Regions from separate parts of the Homo sapiens genome. Here all the other regions are linked to region 2. A link is a loop called in an ENCODE intact Hi-C map of the cell type or tissue named here. Cell type or tissue: chondrocyte. All regions are shown on one strand.

Region 1 (8,000 bases), 110 kb before region 2:
CTGTGTCCCTAGTGTGAAATGGAGGAAGCACCAGGCACTGTCAGAGCCACCGTCTCCCTAGTGACAGCGTGGCATTGATTGAAGGTCAGGCCTTGGGCCCAACCCAAGAAGCTGTTCAGGGAGGATACTGTGTAGTCAGCCAGCTAGCTTCTGCCTGTCAGTCTCTCACCTCCCACCACCTGCCATCTGTCCATCATCTCTGTCGTCTGTCTATATGCATCATCTATTATCTACCTGTCACCTATGACCTGATTGTATTCGCACGGGAAACATTGGTTCTTCAAAATAAAGGACGGCATGTAAAAGTGCTGCTAGAAGGTTTGCTCATGTAAACCTGCAGCGAGTCTATCATGGGAATCTGGTGGACCTCTGTCTACCAGATGCTGAGGCAGTCCAGAGTTAAAAATAACTGGACTTTTTCCATGAAAACGTAGCAGGAGTTTGTGAGCCATGAGCTTTGGGGCCTGAGTGAGCCTGGTCTCAGGGCCGTGGCATCCAGCGCTTCGGCTTTGGGGTAGCATGCACATCAAGCCGTCGTCTTCTGCATTTTGGGATAGAATCATCGTAAGTTTCCCCTTTGCCCGCCCCCCAGTAACTGAACAGGTAAATGATCACCCCGCGTCTGCCCAGGTCTTCAGCGCACTCCCAGCCAGTCACTTACCTGCAGGTCTCTCTGCGTCAGGCACAGACGTCTGTGTGTGTGGTACATGTGGTACACGCAGGAGCACCCTGGCTTCAGTTTGTAAGACAACTGGGTTGGGGCACAGTTCTATGGGACATTGTCTGGTTTTAAGGATAACTGTGCATGTGTGTTACAAATAAACCATGAACAGTCATCCACGACATCACGCAAGCTACAGCGTGTGATTTATGCCGTGGGTACCCAGAGGCGTCATCCATGCAGGGCAGGGGCTGGGAGAGGGCAAAGCAGGAAGTAGAGTCCCGTTTCCTTCGGAGAAGGGCACTTCCCAGGCAGGTTATGGAGTCAGGAGGATGTACGGGGCGTGAACATGCGAGGAAAGCCCAGGAAGCCAGGGCTGCGGCCTCTGGGCACCACACCAGCTTTAGAGTGGAAGACTCTAGGTGTGGTTTTCATGGGACATGGTTTTGGAGCTGGACAGAGTTTTGTCTTAGATTTGTGGTCCTGGGTGAGGAACGTGAGTACCATTTGTGCCTCAAATTCTCATCTGTAAAATAAGTTCTTATAAGGATTAAACACTTTCATCTTTGGGGATGGGCCAGCAAACCCTCCTGTGAAGAGCTGCACTGAACTGTCTTGCCTTGCAGCTCGGCAAGGAGCAGGCCGTGAGCACAGAGCGTGTCTCCAGAAGTGGCCTGGAAGCTGGGCTCAGCCTCGAGACTTAGTTCCCAGACCCTGGTTTGGGGGAAAATGCGGGGCATGGAAGTTACTCAGTGCTGCCACCCTTTCCCACCTCCTAGGTTTTGAGAGATGATAGTAACCTAGGATTTATTAAAGTCTTGTCTGGAAATTTTCTTTGCTGATTGACTGGGGGCTCGATTTAAATCAAGCACGTGCACATGTGGCTGCTTCTGTGGTTCAGATTTTGGACATTGTTTGTAAAACGGGTTAACAAGGCATTTCCAAAAGCAACTGAGCGTCTCCGTAGTGGGCAGCTGATGGCTGCCGGTGTGGAGTGCCCGGCAAGCTTTAACATTTCTGCAGAAATTGTCCTTTGTTGTCAGTGGCCAGCTACCTAGTTAGCATCGGCTGGGCACGGTGGCTCACGCCTGTAATCTCAGCACTTTGGGAGGCTGAAGTGGCAGATCATGAGGTCAGGAGATGGAGATCATCCTGGCTAACATGGTGAAACCCTGTCTCTACTAAAAATACAAAAAATTAGCCGGGCGTGGTGGCCAGCGCCTGTAGTCTCAGCTACTCGGGAGGCTGAGGTAGGAGAATGGTGTGAACCCAGGAGGCGGAGCTTGCAGTGAGCTGAGATCACGCCACTGCACTCCAGCCTGGGCGACAGAGAGAGACTGTCTCAAAAAAAAAAAAAAAAAAAAAAAAAAAAAACACTCATTGATGGGCGGATGCGGGTTCCGTGTCATTTGGTTCTTGGCTCCGTGTTGAGACGTCAGCCTTGTGTTCCGTGGGGGAGACGAGAACCTGTATCATGAGCTGTGAGTTGGTGGAGGCAGCCGTGGAGGCAGAGGCAGCATCCGAGACTGCCCGCCTTTCACTAGGAAAAGTGAGTTGACCAGCTTGTGTGTGTACCTTGATAACTTTTCATTCATTTGCTATATTTTTGTTAAAGCTTGAATTTTTCACTCTTCTTGGAATTATGGTTTGATCAGTCTTAGAAAACAATACAACAGATCCAAAAAAATGAACAGCGAATGAGTATTCTGTGTGTGCTGGAGCTTGTGAATGGGAAGGGCCTCTGTGTGTCGATGAGGTGGCTTTGTCCTGTGTGCTTGCGCTGGCTCCAGGAAAGGCATGGCTGCTGCGCGTCCGTGGCTGTCTGTGAGCTTTAACATGTGGATTCTTGCCTCACCACAAGCACCTTTCTCTTGTCTTCTGGATTTCTGCAGGTTTCACACCTTTTGCTTCTTCCCTTAGCCTTTGTCACTCCTTTTTCAAAAACACTGTGGCGGCTTCAAGTCCTTGTGACCGACCTGCTTGGTTAGAAAACATCTTGTTAATGAAGAAGATGCCAATAGGTGCTGGTGTCGGCCATCCCGGCCCTGGCAGCTGCAGGATCTGTCGTTGACTGAGTTAACGAGAGCCCCGGCCACCAGGCTTGGCTTCCTGTGCCAGCGGGTGGGGATGAGATGGCAGGGGTCTAACCCTGGACCCCATCCGGATAAATACAGAAGGGGCCAGAAACAGGCGTGTGTTTAACAAATGAGTTTTAGTGACTTACATGCTGTGGGCTTTTGTTCGAGAGCAGGGGAGGAACTGAAGTTGTTTGATGTGCAGTGCTTGCTTTTAAAATTCTAACAATGAGGCACACAGAAGATACTGTGATAACTGTGTCTTCTTGGGCACCGTTGAATGATAATGCTCTATCCACGGAGACCATACTGAACTTCATTTTCCTTCTCTTGCAGGTGACATCACACAAAAAGGATATGAAAAGAAGAGGTCAAAGTTAATTGGAGCCTACCTTCCGCAGCCTCCGAGTAGGTAACCCCCATGAGTAGCATGAGTCCTCTCATTTCCCGCATTCACTATGTGCCAGAGAAACATCTGGAGGCAGACGCTCCCTTGCTTCCCAGTCGGCAGGAGGAGGCGTCTGGCGTTCACCCTCCAGGCATTCAGTTCCTTTGAGTGATCACACGTGCTGTGTGAATATACAAGGCACAGAGGATTTTTCTATAAGTGTGCCTAATAGGTGTTTTCTCTATAAGTAGAGATCGGTATTGGGTTGGTTACTTTAAAATGCTATAATCGTAAAAATATGAGTGCATTAGTGATTTCAACATATTTGGTTTAGAGAGCTATTTATTACTATTGATTCTGGTTTAATCCAAGGCTTCTGTTGGTGGCACAGGCCAAATCTAGACAGTGCTGTGATACCCCGCCCAGGACTTGGCAATCGTGAAAGCTGGTTGTGTGTTGAGATGTGGTTGCAAACATCCATGATGATTCTTGAGAAGGGCAGTCGGTTTCCCGCCAGCGTTTCTACGTGTGCAGATTGGCAGCTTTCCTGCACTTGAGCTGGGTTCTGTAAATGTCAGGAAAAAGAATCTCATATTAGATGGGGATTCTAGCACCTCAGTTCCCAGCTGGCAAGCTCAATTCAGCCCAAGAGCGACCTTGAAAATTTGGTAGGCTTGAGGAATGGCTTAAAGCTAACACAAGCAGTTTCTTCCTCAAACATAAAGGCTAGCAACATAAATTTTAAAGGTGGAAATTGAACTTGCATAGTTCTTACCATTGAAAGAAGATTTTAGAAGGTTTAAGGATGCACATGTCCACACCTGCACAAACCCCGATTCTGTTCTTCCCGAGGCCCGTCCGGGTCCTGTTGACTCAGTAAGGAAAGTTTCCTGAGGCTCAGGCTGCAGGAAACGGTGTGGAGATTCTGCTATTGGTAGTTTTGTTTTCATTTCGTGTTTTTCTTGCCTTGATTTTTGAGACAGTGATGTAACAGTGAACATGTTTCTGTGGACCTTGCTTAGCAGAGGCTTAAGTCAGGGATAGACGCCGAGGAACCCGAGAGAAGGGGAGCAGAGGGCTGGGCTGGAATGCTGGGGCGAGAGGCTTCAGGGCAGTGCTGGGTAGATCCCCTGATGGCCTGCGCCCCCTCCCTCATTCTCTTCTCGCAGAGCCATGGGGCGACAGCTGCCCCCGCCCTGTCCCTGTGAGTTCCCCTCTGCAGGTGCCCTCATGTGCTGCAGAAGGTGGGGTCTGACTGTAGGCCACGGACGCTGTTGGTTTTAACTTTCTTGCCTTGCCAAACAAAAGTGAAACAGAAGCGGTTCCTCGCTTGCCAGGACGGTTCTCCAGCGCACCGTGCCTCCCGCGGTGGCCCTGGCCTTAGCCGGGCGCAGAGGGCGGTCGTGCCCTGTGGTCCCCTTGGTGGTCTGTGTGCTGTCCTGCATGGGGTCGGCAGCTCTGCTCAGCGCTGTAACAAATTTAAAAAAAACTAAAGTTTGAATTAATTAGTTTTTTTTCAACTTGTTACAGCAGCGAATGGAGCTGCCGTGGTTCGGTGTAGACTGCAGCACAGTGAAGGAGCGCCGAGGAGAACATTCCGCTCTGCCCACATCGGGGTGTGCGACGTCCGAGAAGCTGCGGCTCGGGAGCGGGTGGCCAGCACCGCAGGGAACCGGCCTCTGTTTTACTTTCGTTTCGGTGAGCGCTGCTTTGCTGAGAGCCAGCCCCACAGCAGGGTACACATTAGAAAAGGGCCACCCGCCGAGTGCCATCCCGTACAGACGTGTAGGGTGTGGCCTTGGGGGCCTGAGGGTCCCATTCTCCAGTGAGCCAGGTCGCTCCACAGGCCCAGAGCTCGCCAGAGACCAGGTCTGTCCCTGTGAATCAGGGCCCAGTTCTGCGTTTCCTATTGAAGTAGAACGTTGCTTTTACAATTCCCCTTTCTCAGTTGGGCACCACTTAGAAAACACTTAAGAAGAATGCGTGACAAATTATAAAACTTCTTAAAGCCACTGGTATTCTACAGACTTTCATCTTATAGCCAAAGACCCAATTAAAGGATGAGCTGATGGGTCTTGGCCTCTGAGATCTGCTAGAAGGAGTGATTTTGAGATTTCCATCTCCAAAGAGCAAAGTAAGGGTTTTTGAAATAGAAAAAGCAGTTAATCATAGAGTATGTTCTTAGAGGTAAGGATTCTGTTCAAAGGTAAGAATTACTTTGGCGGACAGTATTTTGAATACAGGAATTTCATGATGCAAAAAGGGAGTTCAGTGCATTTTCCACCAGAATGAAGAAAATCATATGCAGGTGGAAGTTTTAGGTTCGTGTTCAGGGTTACACTTCAAAATGTGTTTTAAAATCACATACAAGGCCGGGGGTGGTGGCTCACGCCTGTGATCCCAGCACTTGGGGAGGCTGAGGAAGGGGATTGCTTAGGTCCAGGTGTTTCAGACCAGCCTGGGCAACAAAGGGAGTCCCCGTCTCTACAAAAGAAAAAATTAGGCATGATGGTGGGTGCCTGTGATCCCAGCTATATGGGAGGCTGAAGCAGGAGGATTGCTTGAATCCAAGAAGTCAAGGCTGCAGTGAGCTATGATTGTGGCACTGTGTTCCAGCCTGGGGGACAGAGCGAGACCCTGTCTCAAAAAAAAAAAATTGGTAAAATGAAGTCATAGAGGCAAACTTTATTATTACAGTTGGCCACTGGGGTCTCAGAAGAGGACACCCCGCCTCGCCTCCTGGCCTCCACTGCGTTCCTCCTCTCTGGGCCCTCTCAGGAGCCCTCTCTGGGCTGATTCCCTCGCACCCTCTCAGGAGCAAGGGGCAGAGCTGATGAGAAGGCGACAGGGCTGGGTTTTAGCCACGAGGTCCATTTCAGAATTTATCTGCCGGAAACGTGAGGAAAACAGGAGAAGGACGGCCCGGGCCGCCTGATTGAGGCCCAGACACCAGACTCAGGATGGGGGGACTCCGGACAGCGGTGCTAGGGCCCCAGCGAGGCTGTTTCCCTGCCGACCTTCATTTGGAGACGTTGCTTGTGACACGCAAGTGTGCACCATGTGCAGCTGTCCTGGGAAGCAGCAAGGAACGCAGACGTTTCCAAAGCCGAGGCTGCTTTCTTGGTTGGCCCCATGGGACGTGACTTCCTTTGTGCAGGATCTTCGTGGAAAACATCTTTCTTTCTTGTTCCCCTGTGCTGCTGCGCACTTGCCTGTAAGGGGTTTGTGTTCTGATTAACTTCCACCCTTTTTTCCTAACATTTACATTCCTATTCCTCCAGAAACTATTCTAAAAGTGTTTCTAGGATGTTGTTTGGGATGCAGAATTACGAGCTACAATGGGGGTTCTGTTCCCTAGGCCAGCCAGGCACGTCCCAGCTGCTCAGGAGGGCAGCGTCTGTCGGGGCCTCCAGTCGGGATTCAGAAGTGAGCGTTGGTGCTGAGCACCTGCCTAAATCTAGTTGAGGAAAAGACTGTCCGGAGCCAGGAAGAAATGTGAGTTATACATGCAGTGAAAGAAGGGTCAGAGAGGGTGCCTGGAAGATCATCTTCAGGGAGAAGACGCTGCTTAGGGAAGCTGCCCACTTCGCTCTCACCCTTCTGCGGTTCAAACCCATCCCTCATCAGTCTCTAAGCCCAGTCAAAGTTGTAAACCTAGGAAATAAAATCCACTGCCTGGCAGCCTCTTCAGAGAGATCTTAATAACAGTGTCGACTTGGATAACAAGGCCTCACTGCTTGTATGACACAGGCCGTGGAGATTTAGAGAGTAAAATTTCAGTGTGGCTATAAATGGTGGAACCTTCTTTGCTCAGATACAGCTCCTCTTTCTCACAGCAACTTCTTATGTGTTTGTCTGTGAAATGTTTCTTGGTATTGAGTGATTTATGAAGATCTGGTATTCCTCTCCAAGCCCAGCTTGCTTTTCCTTCAATAGCCGGACAGCTTGATGCCCAGGTGCAAGTTACAAGGACTCTGTAAGGGGGTTTGTCTGTGCGGCACAGCCTCTCTCCATGAGGTCACGTGAGCGGCCTCTCCAGGGAAGAGGTATCCGTGGTCAGTGTGAGTTAAGCCCCACACTTTTTCCATCATGGGGTCGCGTGAGCAGCCTCTCCAGGAAGAGGCCTCCCATGGTCAGTGTGAGTTAAGCTCTACACTGTCTGCACCGGAGGCCTCTGGCCTGCAGGCTTGCACTGTGCTGTCCAACTGTTGAGTCAAATCACAAATACGGACTTGTCTCAGTTCCTCCCTGCTACCAGGGCTCCCGATGGCCACGCCGCTGTCCCTCCCGACAGCCATGCCGCTGCATCCACATGAGGAACTCTGCTCAGGCCGTGCACTTGGCCGTGTCCAGGTGGCATTTAAAGCTCAGTTTGGATGCTCTGTCCTGAGGGATTTCTCCCCTGATCCTTCAGTCAGACCATCCGGATTCCCATCTCCATGTCGTCCTGTCTCTGAAATACCACTGTCATAGTTGGGTGGTGGTTACTAAACGCTAAGTCTCCACCCCAACCCCCAGCAGCAGTATGTAAATCACCTGAGGCCCCGGCTGCCTGCTCACGGAAAGTGGACATTGGGCAGGTATTTGCTGTATGGATGTGTGGGTGCGGCACGGAGGGGCTGAGTCTGCCTGTGGGGGTGGGCCGGGGCAGCCCTCACTTCCCCCCGCCCCACTGAGTGACCGTCCCTACCGTGGTACGAGGATGGATGTGCAGTGTCCCTGAGGGCAGACGCCACCGTGTCCGCATGATGCTCAGATCCACGTGAAGCCCTGAACAGGCACCGGAGACCTTCCACTGCCTCAGGTGTCTATCTGGGCTGCAGTTTTATTTTTATTCTTGATTTGGGTAAATTTAAATGGCAGATGGTAACATGTA
Region 2 (8,000 bases):
GGGCATTTTTACCAGTACTGTGAATTTATTAGTTCATTCTGCTGCTGTGAAAAAGAGTGGCCCAGAGAGGAAAGAAAGCAGAGGAGATGTTCTGTGTTCTGTGTGCGTTGTGTGGCTGCCCCGGCACCTTCATCAGGGCTGATTTACGTCCATCTAAAAGAGAAACCTTTGGTGGTGAATGGTGATTCAAGACCAGAGTAGCTGCCCTGTTTAAAAAAAAAAAAAAAAAGACACTTCCTCGGGGTTCTGGCTGCCAGTTCAGAAGGGAAGACCCCCCCTCCCAACCCCACTCTCAAACAGGCTTCCTGGTAACTTCGCATTTTGTCTGGAACCGGAATGCGTGTTCCCAAAGAAGCAACGTTGTGCAGGTGCTTCGACGCCAGCACAGGGAACGTCGTGTGTGGGATGAGCACCACCTCATTCTTGCTCTGTGCCGGCTCCGTCGGGGGCCGAGGTGGGCCTGGGTCCTTCTCCCTGCCGGCTCCGTCGGGGGCCGAGGTGGGCCTGGGTCCTTCTCCCTGCCGGCTCTGTCGGGGGCCGAGGTCGGCCTGGGTCCCCATCTCGCTGCTCTCGCGCCTGCTTTGTCATGTGGGCAGGGCTTCACCTTGAGGATTCCTCGTCTGTAGATGAGAATCACAGCAGTTAGCTACGTCAGAGGCCCGTGTGAGCATTGAGTGGGTTCATACACACACAGAGCTTGAAAGCACGCCTGGTACATAGTAAGAATTCAACAAATGTTACCGCCGTTACATGACTGCAGGCGTGTTTTGTGTGTGGTCCGTTGCATAGAAATGCTGTGTAAAGATTGCTGGGGAGGAGGGGCCTGCAGCTTAACTCTTTCTTCTCTAAATGTGCCGTTGTTGCTAAGCTGAGGAATACTACATTGGAGATCGCCCGTATAAGATAAAAAAAATGAAAGACCTTGTTGACTCACTTGCTTAAGGGATTCAGCAAATGATGAGCGGCACTGAAGCTGTGCAGGTGCAGTGTGGCTCTCTGTTAAGCCCTAGAACTGGAGGCTGTGAGGCTTGTTCACTACTTGATGTGTTTGTTTTGTGTGAATGTCCCAAGCCTGGCCTGGCTCTGCTTGTGGTCAGGAGTAGCAAACTGCAGATGTGTTCATGAAATTTATAGGAGCTGCTACTTCAAGGTGTTATGCGGGCAAGGCTTATGGAATGCTTTCCAGAGGCTGGAAATGCTATGACAAGTCAGTGGTGCAAATGGTTCAATGGAAGCCATAGTGTACATTCCTCGTGAGGCCACATTGCAAGGTCTGGCCTGCTTCTTTCCTTTTTGTTGGTGTGTTTGCATTGTTATAAAGGAATGTGTGAGACTGGGTAATCTATAAGGAAAAGAGGTTTATTTTGGCTCACAGTTCTGTAGGCTGTAAGAGAAGCATGGCTCCAGCATCTACTCAGCTCCTGGTGAGGCCTCAGGAAGCTTATGATCATGGCAGAAGGCAAAGTGGGAGCCTGCATGTCACATGGTGAGAGATTGAGCGAGCAAGAGAGAGAGAGAGGAGGTGCCCAGCTCTATTCTAAACAACTAGATCCCACGTGAACTCATAAAGTGAGAACTCTCGTGTTACTGCGAGAACAGGCCCACCTGCATTGTTGGACGTCACATTTCAACGTGAGATCTGCAGGCAACAAAACATCCAGACTCTGTTGTCCTTTAGTTTTATTTTGTTTCCCTTTTGCACGTCATCGTGGTATTGTATACACAGGTACGTATTTTGCTCCTTCCATATCTCCAAGAGAGGACTCTGCCTCCTTACATTCCTGGAGATCACTGAGATGGTCCCTCCTGGAATCCATATTCTTCATGAGACACACAAAGCTGTTTGGTCTTGAACACCATTTCACATGGGAACTGAGTTTGGAAGTTGATGAATGGGCGGATACCTTTATTAGCCATTTTTTAATGTACTGATATTGATTATTAAGGTGGATGTTTTTTAAACCCCCTCGAATTCTGCCTATGGGGACTGTTTCTTCCCTTCCTCACCTCATCTACCTACTTGGGATTTTTACTTCTTAGCAAGGTGTTGATGGAGATAAATATCATCTAAGTTTCTCAATAATACAGGGAACACAAATTGGACCAACAAATGGTGTTTTACTGAACAAATTGGGAAGCATTTTAAGTGTTGGCAAGAGTGCAGAGATGGGCACTGCTGAGCAGCTTGGCGCTGTGGTCAGATGCACAGATTCTGAAGCCAGACTGAGATTGGCGCTGGCTCCACTCCACAGCAGTGGCTTTGGGTAGCACTCAGCCCTCCTCGCCCCTGCCCCTGTCTGCTAAACAGGGAGGGTCATGGTGCTGCACCCATCTCCACAGGGTTGCTGTGCAGAATAGGTCATTAAATATATAACCACAACACAATACAGCCAGTGTGAGGTGCTTTTCTAGTAGATGAGAAAATAATACTCCTGTTCTGTTAGTGGGAATGCAAAGTATGTTATTTTGGGAGGATATTTAGGTCTTCTTAAAAATTTAAGTATATGTGCTTTGTGATGCTCCATTTTCTTTCTAGGTATGTATATTACAGATACATTTCCAGCTGTATAAAAATTGAATGAAAGAAAATATATGATCTTATATTTGTATTACTAAACACTGTGTGTAACAAACCAGCTGAATTCAGTGGTGCACACACCTACACAGATGCACACCCACACACAGACACATGGAAAGATCTGCAGATATGTTTAGTGAAGAGAGTGAGTTTTAGAATGTTGGGGTGATCAGATCCAACACCAGGTTGTTGGGGTGACAAAGTATGGTGGAGTCAAAGGAATGAGAAAAGACAGTTTGAGAGAGAAATTGGATCCGGGGGGCTATTGCGAGTATGGAGGCTGCGAAGGCCCTGAGCTCTGGAAGCCCAGACTATTTATTGGTGATCAAACAAAGAAACAGGTGTTGAGAATGTGGGGCTTGAAAGGGCAAGCGCATGATCTTACAGCTGTGACGGTTTAGCATTTTCTTTGAAGCATGTGGAACATATTCTGCTTGAGATAATGGAGAGCAGGTTCTTTTAACTCAGGATACAATCGACCCTGGGAGAGCAAGGAGCCAGCAAGTCTAGACACATTCCAGAGCCACAAGCCCTGGATTCTATCCAAGCCACGAGGGATTTTATGCCCTGGGCTTAGTTTATGGTGTGTCAGGGCAGCCTTCCACCCTTTAGCACAGAGCTTGGTGTTCCAAAGACCACAAGGGGTTTTAGACCGTGGACCCCAGACATGTTCTGAGACTCTTACATTATGTCAGACCTGCAAGCCCTGCCGCAGCTTCTCCCAACACTCAGCTTTTCTGCCAACATAGAATAAGCATCATCTTGATTCTGCTTTTCTTTTAAAAATCAATGTATTGGTATACATACATATTTTATACTTAACTGCATATCTAGGAGTCTAAACTTTGACATTAAAAAATCTGTATGTGGTTATTTGTGGGGCATAGGATTGGAGCAGAAACAGGGACTTTGCCTTTTGACTGTGATGTTTGCCTTGTTCATACTAAGAATGTGCTGACGTTGGTTGTGCTGTTTGCTTCTAAGTTTTTATAAAAAGAAGAGAGCAGTAGACTGATTCACTCAGTGTCCTGGGATCAGAGGCAAAGACCAGGGAGGGGCGGGCACTCAGGTCAGCAGGGGCTATGCTCTGGGTCTGAGTCCTGCCGAGCCCCACCACCCACTTGGGCAGTGAAGTCAACCTTTCTGTGCCCGAATCTTCTCATCTGAAAGTGAGGAATAATAGCCATAGGCTTATGGTGAGTTTTAAGCGAGTCCCTATGCATGAAAGAGTCAGAACCATTTGGCACACGGAGGGTACCCCTGGGGCACTGGTTTGCCATCTGGAGGGGGAGGCATCAGCACCACCAGGTCAGAAGTTAAGGGGTGGCCCCAAACACCACGTCTGTGGGGAGGTGGGGCTGTGAGGCTGCCAGTGTGTCAGGAGTACCCGCGCTTCTGTGCCTGCCTGTGTGCCGGGAGCTCCCGCGCTTCTGTGCCCACCTGTGTGTCGGGAGCACCCGTGCTTCTGTGCCCGCCTGTGTGTTGGGACCTCCTGCGCTTCTGTGCCTGGCTGTGTGTCGGGACCTCCTGCGCTTCTGTGCCTGGCTGTATGCCAGTGTCTTGCACATCTGCAAGGAAAGAATCCCGGGGCCGTGCGTTTTCTCCGACTAGCAAGGGAATCTATCAAATATGAATAAATGTACAGTGGAAGGTTAAATTAATGAAGGTTAACGTGGCTAATATGAACATATTCAGCCTCCTGGAACTATCATTGTATAAGCATAACTGAAAAGTTCCTATAGCAAACACAATTTGTAATCTTAACATATTCAATTATTAAATGTGCAGGTCTTATTTCTCGTTAACTGTGTTTAAACATAGAAAAGAGGATCTTGGCCAGGCACAGTAGCTCACGCCTGTAATTCCAACACCTTGGGAAGCCGAGGAGGGCAGATCACTCGAGGTCAGGAGTTCGAGGCCAGCCTGGCCCACATGGTGAAACCCCGTCTCTACTAATAGCAAAAAAATTAACTGGCTGTGGTGGCGGCGCCTGTAGTCCCAGCTATTCAGGAGGCTGAGGCAGGAGAATGGCTTGAATCCGGGAGGCAGAGGTTGCAGCGAGCCAAGATCACGCCATTGCACTGCAGCCTGGGTGACAGAGTGAAACTGTGTCTCAAAAAAAAAAAAAAAAAAAGGAAAGGGGGTTTTTGTGATTGAGACAATAAAACATACGTTTTTGGGCCCTGAGATAACTTTTTCCCTTCCGGCCCTTGCCCGGCAGGTCAGTGTTCTCAATCTTGGCTAGCCTAGCATTTTGCTTTCATGTGGCTTTTAAAAACAAAAATAAGTGTACCTTAAATTTTTATCACTAAGATAGCGTATTCCGGCTCTCGTAACAAAGTACCACACACTGAGTGGTTTAAACAACAGAAACTTGTCTCACTTCTGGAGGCTGGAGTTGGAGACCCCAAGGTGTCACAGGGCTGGGCGTCTGGACGTGCTGAGGGGGCCCACCCCAGGCCTGACCGCAGCCTCCCTCGGGTGCTGCTCAGCTCAGCCCAGGCCTCACCCCAGCCTCCCTCGGGTGCTGCTCAGCTCAGCCCAGGCCTCACCCCAGCCTCCCTCGGGTGCTGCTCTGCTCAGCGATCCGCCCTGGGCCTCACCCCAGCCTTGGGTGCTCAGCTATCCTGGATGGGTACCTGTCACTCCAGTCTCTGCCTCCATCGTCACGTGAGCTTCTCCCTGTGTCAGGACCTCTCTTTTCTCTTACAAGGACAGAGTAATTGGATTTAGGGTCCATTCTAACCCAGTATGACCTCATCTTAACCTGGTCATAAGATGGCCCTGGCTTACGGTGGCTCAACTTCAATTTCCGCCTTTACAATGGGTTTATCAAGTTGTAAGTCCAGGGGCATCTGTGTCTGAACAGCCCCTGCATCCAAATAAGCTCACAGATACAAGGGGTGATCTTTTGCGGGGACACGATTCAACCCACAGCAGATGCTGAAGCTCACAGTGCCTGACTTCCACGCTGATCTTTGTAGAGGACTCTTGTAGGGTGAGGGGATGGTGCAGGGTGAGGGGATGGTGCAGGGTGAGGGGATGGTGCAGGGTGAGGGGATGGTGGCAGGACCACTGACAACACCTGTGTTTTCATTTTGAAGTTTTGATTTGTTTGGGGTCTCTAGGAATTAAAGGCCAGGAGGATAATGGAAAGCCCGGGGATCTGAGCTCGCCCTATCTAGGTAGTTCCGTGTGGGTTTTCTTATTTGGGGAGACTTTTCTTTTATATCTGGTTAGCTCTATCCTTTTTGATTCTTACATCTAGAATAATTCTTTTTCCAGAGTCTTTCATGCTTTTTTCAATACACCAGTTACTTCATTCAAATGAGATCTCCTTTTCCAAATATTAACTTTTATGTTTCCCCATTTATGTCTTCAGTTTCATTATAAACCATAATATTTTAAAGTTAAACAGCTAACTTATAGTCCAGCTTTTAGGTCTGAAGTGCGTTAAAGATTTATAAATGGAAAATTACAGAAACAATGTGTACCTAAATTGTGGTGACTCACTTAGATAACCGTTGAGGAATTGTTAGTTTTCAGGAATGTAATCCGTGATCTTAGATTTTAACTTATTTGTTCGCAAATTCAGTCAGCAGCTATTCATTGCTAGACATTTTCCAGGGCTGGGATGCAGCAGTGAGCAAAACAAACTGTGGCCGCTCTTGGGAGAGTTGGGTCTGAGGGAGGAGGTCGCACAGGTAGTCAGAGGTGTGTGCTGTGGGGTGGGCACACTGGGTGGGGGGTGTTTTCTGAGGGGACAAGAAGTCCCCTGGAGACAGGGAGAGGGCCGTGTGGACGTCTGCCGGAGGAACGTCCTGGGTAGCAGCGAGAACCAGCACAGAAGCCCCAAGGCGGGAGCAAGCTGGGGTGTCCGGCAGAGGAGGTGGGGTGGGCCCCAGCGTGGTGAACGTGTGCGCAGTGGTCTTCTGAAAACTGCCTTATGCGGACCCGTCTTCTCCTGACCCACAATGCATTCTACAGCTTGCCTGCCACCCAAATAGTTTTCCTTAGAACTTGGCAGCCACAATGGCACAGCGTAAATCTTATTTTAGATTCTTATAAAATTGGGCATACGCCCAGGCAGTCTGCATCTGAATTGAGGCTGGACAGTCAGGATTTCCATCATTGCTGTTCAGTGGTTTTGTCTGCATTCTTGGAGTGGATGCACCACCCTCCAGACATTTGCAAAACTAGAAGAGCAGACCGTGGAGTGAGCAGGAGCCGGGAGGAAAGAGAGAGCTGGTCTGTGCAGGGCCTGGAGGGAGGGGAGAGAGAGCTGGTCTGTGCAGGGCCTGCATAGAGGGGGCAGGAGAGGAGCTGCGTTGGTAGTTTACGGGTGTTCTTGGGATTCCCTGGGAATGTAGAGGCGGAAGCAGTAGACTCGCTGCCAGCTGTTCATAAACAGAACGAGCATCCCCTAATGCAGCCACATGGGCAGCCAGCACTGTGCCTGGGGTGCCAGCACTGTGCCCAGAGGTGCCCAGCCTGCCGCATGTGTGCTGACTGCACATCTGTGATTGTGATGGCTTATCTGCTCCTGCATATTCAAGTTAAAAACTGTCATTACAGGCCCACGGATGACAGTAACCAGCCCCCGGGCCGGGGTGTCCTCTCCATGCATGGACTGACCTATGGGGTCATTCGTGTGGACTCGGAAGAGAAGCTGTCCGTGCTCACCGTGCAGGATGTCGGCCTCGTGATGCCTGGAGGTGAGTGTGGGTCGCGAGCTGCACAGATTAACCAGTTATTAAATGCTTTTCTAACACATGTCACCAAAGCCTGCGTTCCCACGTTCCCGCGTTCCCGTGGTGTGCCCTCAGGCTGAGAGCCTCACTCCCAGTCTTCTGAAGTCTTTGTTAGGCTTCAGACATTTGAGGCAGTGTTCCCTCTCCTGGTAGACGATCAAGAAGATGGGGAAGGGCAGCTTTGCACACTGGGACCTCAGGCTGCTCTTCCCTGGAAGGCTTCGGGGCCAGTGCAGGGTCCACACTGGTGCCTGGGCAGCTTCCCTTCCCTCCCCCAGAGGACGTGCCCATCTGTCACCCTAAGGCACTAGCCAGAGTGGGAACAGCCAAGCTCGGCTTCCGCCAAGGCAGACACATGTGAAAATCAAGGAATGTGAGTTTGTGTGACCATGAAACCTGTTTTCAGCAGTAGAGACCTTTTTCCAAGTCTCAGAAGCCTTTTCCACAGATGCATGAGGAAGCGCCCAGCTGCAGGGCCCGCCGTGCCTCCCCACCAGCCCCACGAGGAGCGCCCAGGCACCTCCCAGGAGCCGCTTTACCATTCTTAGGGTGCACACGCTTGGCGCTCAACTCATGGGGTCACAGGCAGCATCAGCCCCTGGCTGTTTGGCCCCAGAAAGGGAACCCGTCTCTTTTCTCAGCTGGGAATCCTGGAGCCTGTGTCTCCTGCT
Region 3 (8,000 bases), 77 kb after region 2:
ATATACCACACTTGGCTCATCCATTGTCTGCCGATGTTCACTTGGGTTGCTTCCACCTTTGGGCTGCTGTGAACATGGGTTTATAGATACTGTTCAAGACCTGGTTTCAGTTCTTCTGGGTATATACTCAGAAGTGGAATTGCTGAACCATACATTAGTTCTATTTATATTTCTGGAGGAACTGCCATACTGTTTTCCACAGCCGCTGCATTGTTTTACCTTCCCGCCAGCAGTGCACGTGGGTCTGGTTTCTCCGTGTGCTCACCAACAGTAGGTGTTTTCTATTTTTTTGAGAGTAGTTATCCTAATGGGTGTGAGATGGTATCTCGTTGTGGCTTTGGTGTGCGTTTTCCTAGTGATGGTCTTGTCGAACATCTTCTCTTGCTCACTGGCTATTTGTATACCTTCTTTAGAGAAATGACTATTCAAGTTTTTCCACACTTTTTAGCTGGAGTGGTTTCTTTGTTTGGTTTGCATTTAGTTTTTTTTGGCTATTGAATTGTAAGAGTCCCTTACACATTCTGGATATTAGCCCCTTAACAGATATGTGATTTGCAAATCTTGCTTTCATTTCCTGGGTTGCGTTTTCACTCCGCTGATTCTGTTCATTGTGTCCTTTGATGAACAGAAGCTTTTAATTTTGATGTCCAGTTTATCCTCTTTGTTTTCTGCATATACTTTTGGTGTGGTAGCCAAGAAATAAATGACATATCCAACACATGACTGTTCCTTTAACAGTCTACAGTTTTATCTCTTACATTTATGTCATTGATCCACTTTGAATTAAATAATTTTAAATATTTTTTAAAGGCAGGGACACTATTCTTCAAAAATGTCAACGTCATGAAGATAAAAAAGACTTTGGAAATCTTCCCAATTAAGGCAAGCCAAAGAAATGACAACAAAATATTAAGCCTGATGCTAGGGTGAGCCCTGCACTCAAGGCGGAGCTGTAGGGACATTACTGGAGTAATGGGAAGAATTGGAAGAGAGGCTATAGATTAAATATTGGATCAATATTAAAATTACTGAAACTGATAACTGTTCTGTAAGATAGTATTCCTATTCTCAGGAAATCCACACTTACCTTGATGTATTTAACTTATCCTCAAATGGTTCAGAAAAAACTGTGTGTGCACATTGTGTAAGATGGGGTGGGCAGTGCAAAGTATAAAGCAGATGGAACATAATATTAACAAGCAGTGAACCTGGGTGTTAGAAGTGTTCTTTATACTGTTTTCATTCTTGCAAGCTTACTATCATTTTGAAATTAATTTGAAAAAATTTTTACACATGCTCATAAACATATCAAATCTATAATTATTTTTCAAGTCTTTCTAGTCTTACTCAAAAAGGGAAAGTTGATCCACATTAGTCACACTTCATGGTGGAAAGTGACGGAAACCAAGTTGGACCATTTCAGCAAGCGAAGATTGAAGTAGGAGAGAGGTGCCTGAGGAACTGGAGGGTTGGGTGGAGGTGCAGCCCAGTGACAGGGAGGGTCTGGAAGCAAAGCCCAGAAGATCCTCAGGAGTCCCCTTGTCACCTTGCTTCTCTGCCCTGTGCACACTTCTGTGCAGATGGATCAGCTCTCTGTGCTCATTCCACCTGGGAGAATGCTGCAGCCCCACGGTCATTAGACCTCCTCTGTCAGACGGCTGCCCATCACAAGCTAATGGGCCTGAGGCATGGGCTTGGTCACCCAGAGGCAGGAGGCTGTGCCCTCCATGAGGCCAGCAGTGTCGCATCTCAAAAGCCAAGAAGAGAGCACACACCCTCTCCTCTCTGGCATGGGCTGAGCAGAGCGATGCCTCCAGAGAGGGCATGTGGAAGGGACGGGGAAAACCTGCAAACGTGACCCAGCTAAGTGCGAGGTCACCATCAGTGATGAGCAGGGGGGCTTTGATATGACGCCATGGGAAGGGCGCTCATCTCTAAAGCCCTTTTCCAAAATGCCTGTGATCCGTGTCTACCCATGAACAATGTTAGACAAGTCCCAACCAAAGGGCAGCCTACAAAACACCTCACCAGTCCCCTCAAAACCGTCAAGGTCAGCAAAACAGGGACATTTCTGAGAGACTGTCACAGTCCATAGGAACTCAGGGAGACGTGACGGCCAATTGTCATGTGGAATCCTGGGTAGGATCCTGGGACAGGAAGGGGATATTAGGGGGAAATGAGGAAGGCTGAGTAAAGGATAGATTTAAATCGTCTCACTGTTGGCTTACTAATTCTAACTAATGTTGGATATGTGCGCATTCTGAGACTGGGGCATATTGTAGGGCAGTGTGGGAGCTCTACCATCCTGCTCAATTTTTCTTAAATCTGAAACTCCTAAAAAGTGTATTTTTAACTTTTTATAAAATTAACACATAATTGTGCAACTCATAGGGTATATGTTTCAATACATATAACATGTAGTTAGCAGATCGGGATATTAGATCGGGAGCGTGCATCATTTCTTTGGGAATGTTTGGTATCTTCCTCCTAGCTATTTGAATGATAAATTACTGTTAGTTATAGTCATCCTGCGGTGGTACAGAACACTGGAACGTATTCTTCCCAGCCAGCTGTGATTTTGTTTCCTTTAACAAATCTCTCCCCATCCCTCCCTTCCCAGCCTCCAGTATGCACTGTTCTACTTTGTATTTCTATGAAATCATCTTTCTTTAGCTTCCACATATGAGTGAGAACGTGTAGTATTTAACTTTCTATTCCTGGCTTATTTCACTTTATTTAGTGTCCTGCGCTTCCGTCCATCTTGCTGCAGATGACAGGATTTCATTCTCTGTTATGGCTGAATCCTATTCAATGTTATATACCACACCTTCCATATCCATTCATCTGCTGTTGGACTCCTGGGTGGATTCATATCTTGGGTATTGTGAATCAGGCTGCAGTAAACAGAGGAGTGCAAATGTCTCTCCAGTACACTGATGATTTCATTTCCTTTGGATAGGCGCCCAGTAGTGGGATTGTTGGATCGTATGGTAGTTCTGTTCGTAGTTTGGTGTGTGTGTGTGTGTGTGTGTGTGTGTGTGTGTATGTGGTGGGGTGGGGGGGGGTTGGTTTTGTTTTGTTTTGTTTTGTTTTTGAGACAGTCTCACTCTGTTACCCAGGCTGGAGTGCAGTGGCATGATCTCGGCTCACTGCAACCTCTGCCTCCCCGGTTCAAGTGATTCTCCTGCCTCAGCCTCCTGAGTAGCTGGGACTACAGGCCACTACGCCCAGTTAATTTTTTTTTTATTATTATACTTTAAGTTCTAGGGTACATGTGCACAACGTGCAGGTTTGTTACATATGTATACATGTGCCACGTTGGTATGCTGCACCCATTAACTCGTCATTTACATTAGGTATATCTCCTAATGCTATCCCTCCCCCCTCCCCCCACCCCACAACAGGCCTCAGTGTGTGATGTTCCCCTTCCTGTGTCCAAGTGTTCTCATTGTTCAATTCCCACCTATGAGTGAGAGCATGTTGTGTTTGGTTTTCTGTCCTTGTGATAGTTTGCTGAGAATGATGGTTTCTACCTTCCTCCATGTTCCTACAAAGAACATGAACTCATCCTTTTTTATGGCTGCATAGTGTTCCATGGTGTATATGTGCCACATTTTCTTAATCCAGTCTATCATTGATGGGCATTTGGGTTGGTTCCAAGTCTTTGCTATTGTGAATAGTGCCGCAATGAACATACGTGTGGATGTGTCTTTATAGCAGCATGATTTATAATCCTTTGGGTATATACCCAGTAATGGGATGGCTGTGTCAAATGGTATTTCTAGTTCTAGATCCTTGAGGAATTGCCACAATGTCTTTCACAATGGTTGAACTAGTTTACAGTCCCACCAACAGTGTAAAAGTGTCCCTGTTTCTCCATACCCTCTCCAGCACCTGTTGTTTCCTGACTTTTTAATGATTGCCATTCTAACTGGTGTGAGATGGTATCTCATTGTGGTTTTGATTTGCATTTCTCTGATTACAGCTTATACAAAAATTAATTCAAGATGGATTAAAGACTTAATGTTAGACCTAAAACCATAAAAACCCTAGAAGGAAACCTAGGCAATATCATTCAGGACATAGGCATGGGCAAGGACTTCATGTCTAAAACACCAAAAGCAATGGCAACAAAAGCCAGAATTGGCAAATGGGATCTAATTAAACTAAAGAGCTTCTGCACAGCAAAAGAAACTACCATCAGAGCAAACAGGCAACCTACAGAATGGGAGAAAATTTTTGCAATCAACCCATTTGACAAAGGGCTAATATCCAGAATCTACAAAGAACTTAAACAAATTTACAAGAAAGAGTCAAACAACCCCATCAAAAAGTGGGCGAAGGATATGAACAGACACTTCTCAAAAGAAGACATTTATGCAGCCAAAAAACACATGAAAAAATGCTTATCATCACGTCTAGCTAATTTTTGTATTTTTTTAGTAGAGATGGGGTTTCACCATATAGGCCAGGCTGGTCTCGAACTCCTGACCTTGTGATCAGCCCACCTCGGCCTCCCAAGGGTATGTGTGTTTTAAGGAGCCTTCATACTGCTCTCCATAGTGGCTGTATTAGTTTACATTCCTACCAACAGTGTATAAGAGTTCCCTTCTCTCTGTATCCTCACCAGCATTTGATATTTTTTGTCTTTTTGATAATAGCCTTCTTTTTTTTTTTTTTTTTTTTTTTTTTTTTTTTTTTTTTTTTTTTTTTTTTTTTTTTTTTGAGATGGAGTCTCGTTCTTTCGCCCAGGTGGGACTGCAGTGGCGCTATCTCGGCTCACTGCAAGCTCCGCCTCCCGGGTTCATGCCATTCTCCTGCCTCAGCCTCCTGAGTAGCTGGGATTACAGGCGCCCGCCACCGCACCCGGCTAATTTTTGGTATTTTTAATAGAGACGGGGTTTCACTGTGTTAGCCAAGATGGTGTCAATCTCCTGACCTCGTGATCCACCCACCTCGGCCTCCCAAAGTGCTGGGATTACAGGCGTAAGCCACCGCGCCCGGCCAATAATAGCCATCTAACTGGAATGAGATGATATCTCATTGTAGTTTTGACTTTTGCCTCCCTAGTAACAATAAGTATAAGCAGCTGAGCCGTCCTTGCTGCTGCTCTGCCTGTGGAGTAGCCATTCTTTTATTTCTTTATTTTCCTAATAGACTTGCTTTCACTTAAGAAAAAAAAAAGACTTCCACTTCTCTGATGATTTGTGATGTTGAGCATTTTTCATGTATTTTCTGGACATTTATTTCTTTTGAGAAATGTCTGGATCATTTGCCCATTTTTTAATCAGTTTTCTTTTTGTTTTTTGGGTTTTTCTTTGCTGTTGAGTTGTTTGAGTTCCTTATATATCCTGAATATTAATCCCCTGTCTGGTGAGTAGTTTGCAAATGTATTCTTTTATTCTGTAGGTTGTTTTTTCACTTTGTTTCCTTTGCTGTGCAGAAGCTTTTAAGTTATTTATAATCCTATTTGCTTATTTTTGCTTTTGTGGCCTGTGCTTTTGAGGTCTTATTCAGTAAGTATTTTTTTAAAAACGAAGGAGTTCCCAAAAATAAATTTTTTTTTTAATTCGATGCAAGTGAATGTCATGGAAACTTTATGAATGGACATAAATTGATAAACAATTTATCCCACTCTTTGCCACAGAAACGTTAATGCATTTTTTTCTTCTCTTTTTTTTTTTTCTTTTTTTAGATGGGGTATCACTCTGTCACCCAGGCTGGAGTGCAGTGGCATGATCCCAGCTCACTGTGACCTCTGCCTCACAAACTCAGTTGATACTCCCACGTAGTTGGGACTGCGGGTACACACCACCACACCTTGCTCATTTTTGCATTTTTTGTAGAGATGGGGTCTCGCCACATTGCCTAGGCTGGTCTCAAACTCCTGGGCTCAAGTGATCCTCCTGCCTCAGCCTCCCCAAGTGCTAATGTTACATGCACCCAGCATATTGATGCACCCAGAGTATTGATGCATGTGATTAGGGTCTTAGGTAGCAGGGGTCTGTGCTCGGGATTAGCGTTCAGAAATCGAGCACCTCTGAAACTTGGAACCCATCTGGCCTTGGAAGAAGATGGAAGAGGGCAGTTTGGGCTGCAAGGTCGGCTCAGTCCACACCTGCAAATGGTGTCTTTTATGGGAAGAAAACACAGAGCTCTCTTCCACCCGAGGGAGAGAAAAGGGAAAAGGATGGACAGAAGAGTTTGGATTGGAGAGGGTTAAGTTTACAATTTTATAAATGAAAAAAGTACACAAAGTATGCTTTGGTACTTCATTTGTGCAATGCGGTTAGGTTAGATGAAAACATTCCTCTGTTTTCTCTCGTTGCTCATTTTTTGGGTGATTGGTATCTGTTTCTGGACTTCCCTGATCCAGATCTTCTTCCCCTTAGCCTTTTGTGGTGGCCACCGTGGGCCGTCTCATGCAGTGTCTGTAGCTTTTGTTAGGGCTTGAGTCCTGGGAGGACCTCCTGTAGAAATAATAGTGCATTTGTTTTTGGTTTTGTTTGTGGTTTTGGATGTGTGAACATGATGCCTGTTATTTTTAAGCACTGTTGTTCCTTGTGATTTTAATGCTCTTATGTGCTTCACTGGTTGCAAAGTAAGTGGCAAGATATTAAAATCCCAACTTTGACAGTAACACTTGCCTCATCCTCTGTGTACCTTAGCTGCCAGGAAGCTGCAGACTAGACTCAGTCACAGCATCTCTGTTAATTAACTTGAAGTTTTTGAGTATTTAATTTCCCCTCTATCTTTGGGGATTTTTAAAAGCTTATTGTTCAGATGGTCTTATTATATTGGGTATTTTAAATGCTTCAAATTAATTTTGGAAGAAGGTGTAGTTTAAAATATTAAGTAAAAGTTTTGGTTGTTTTTTCAGCGGCACATTCATAAATGCCATCCTCACACGGTGAGCGTGGCTGTGCTGCAGCTCAGCTTTCCATGACCGGGTTTCCCTGCGTCCTGTTTGCTCCCCTTGAAATGCCACAGAGTTGGCACTGAGGACAGCACCAGCTCCGTCTGCATCTGGTCTGTCACGCTGGTTTTTGAGATTGAAGGTGCTGAGGATGCTGGACCCTTCAGGTCATGAGTGACCATCAGGCCAGTGCTGAGTAGTGGTGTGGGCAGGCAGGGTGGGCTCCCAGTGGATGCTCTGCTGACATCTGCATCAGATGCCCCACCCCAGGGCATTGGTCAGGGGCTCCAGCTGCACTGGTCCGAAGCAGTTGTCTTTCTGGCGGGGGCAGTGCTGCCGTATGCCGGCGCACTTCTGTTGGGGTAGAGAATGCTATTTGTTTCTTGGTTGTTTTGACGTCTCCAGAGCTGGGGTGCTGATGGATTCTCTGCCAGCTAGCGGGTGCTGCCAGGGGGTGGTGGTCCTAGGCAGAGGGCAGCTGTGCTCATCCGCCTTTGCATGGCTCAGACAAGGCTCCTTGCCCCTGGGTGAGAATCTCAGTTGGAGGAAGAAAGAGTCTCTTCTGTAGCTTTGCAGGGAAGGATTAGTGAGAAGTTCAACCATGGCTCTCTTTAGACAAATGATGAAAAACCTGATTATCTCAGCAGCACCTTCCCACCTGTTCCCAGGAGGCCAGACGTGTGATGCCAGGAGGCACGAATGAAGAATGAAGACCTCACAGACCTCTTGTGACAGCCATGCATTCGTTCCCCACTCGGTTGCACGGCGCCATCAGGGCTTCAGCCTTCCGAGACGTCGCTTCTAGCAAAACAGGTTGCTAAGTTTGAGTCCATTTGAGGGCAGTTCAAGGACAGGGCAAGTTAGAGGCTAGTAGCAAGTTCCCTCATGTCAACTCTCTATCTCTGCTTTTCTAGCAAAAGTCCGAACTTCAAGTCCACTTGACAGCGTAGGATGAAAAGACAGTTTATTCCCCGCAAGTCCAAGATTTATACTGGACTGGAGAAGAAATAAGGGGTGAGACAGAGGCCAGGCTGGAAGAGTTTATTCAGACACACAGTTAAATTGTAACCTTGATGTGAAAGTA

What was found. Hi-C counts contacts between places; a loop is a spot of excess contacts. Peaks named below come from ENCODE experiments on the same cell type or tissue, not always from the same donor. Only the 100,000 strongest peaks of a DNase experiment are listed, where the experiment ranks them.
Region 1: a loop joins it to region 2, with 3 times the contacts of the local background. A loop is called at or near these places in 4 of 110 quality-filtered maps.
Region 3: it touches region 2 in a loop (4-fold over the local background); 2 of 110 quality-filtered maps call a loop at or near these places.

The regions. Positions count from the first base shown.
Region 1 is chr10:481,603-489,602 of GRCh38, reverse strand. DIP2C (disco interacting protein 2 homolog C) reads left to right here. Exons shown (of 37, transcript NM_014974.3): 2 at 3,073-3,144. Among named protein-coding and RNA genes, the nearest start is that of DIP2C-AS2, 140 kb to the left of the region's middle. In chondrocyte, a CTCF peak has its summit at 4,485; DNase peaks (open chromatin) are centred at 4,835 and 7,863.
Region 2 is chr10:368,787-376,786 of GRCh38, reverse strand. DIP2C (disco interacting protein 2 homolog C) reads left to right here. Exons shown (of 37, transcript NM_014974.3): 18 at 7,154-7,293. Among named protein-coding and RNA genes, the nearest start is that of ZMYND11, 240 kb to the right of the region's middle. RefSeq lists enhancers at 3,445-3,952, 6,694-7,633. In chondrocyte, no CTCF peak of the experiment used is centred here; DNase peaks (open chromatin) are centred at 2,256, 3,656, 3,956 and 5,026.
Region 3 is chr10:292,286-300,285 of GRCh38, reverse strand. The region is part of intron 32 of DIP2C (disco interacting protein 2 homolog C); the gene reads left to right. Among named protein-coding and RNA genes, the nearest start is that of ZMYND11, 160 kb to the right of the region's middle. In chondrocyte, no CTCF peak of the experiment used is centred here; no DNase peak of the experiment used is centred here.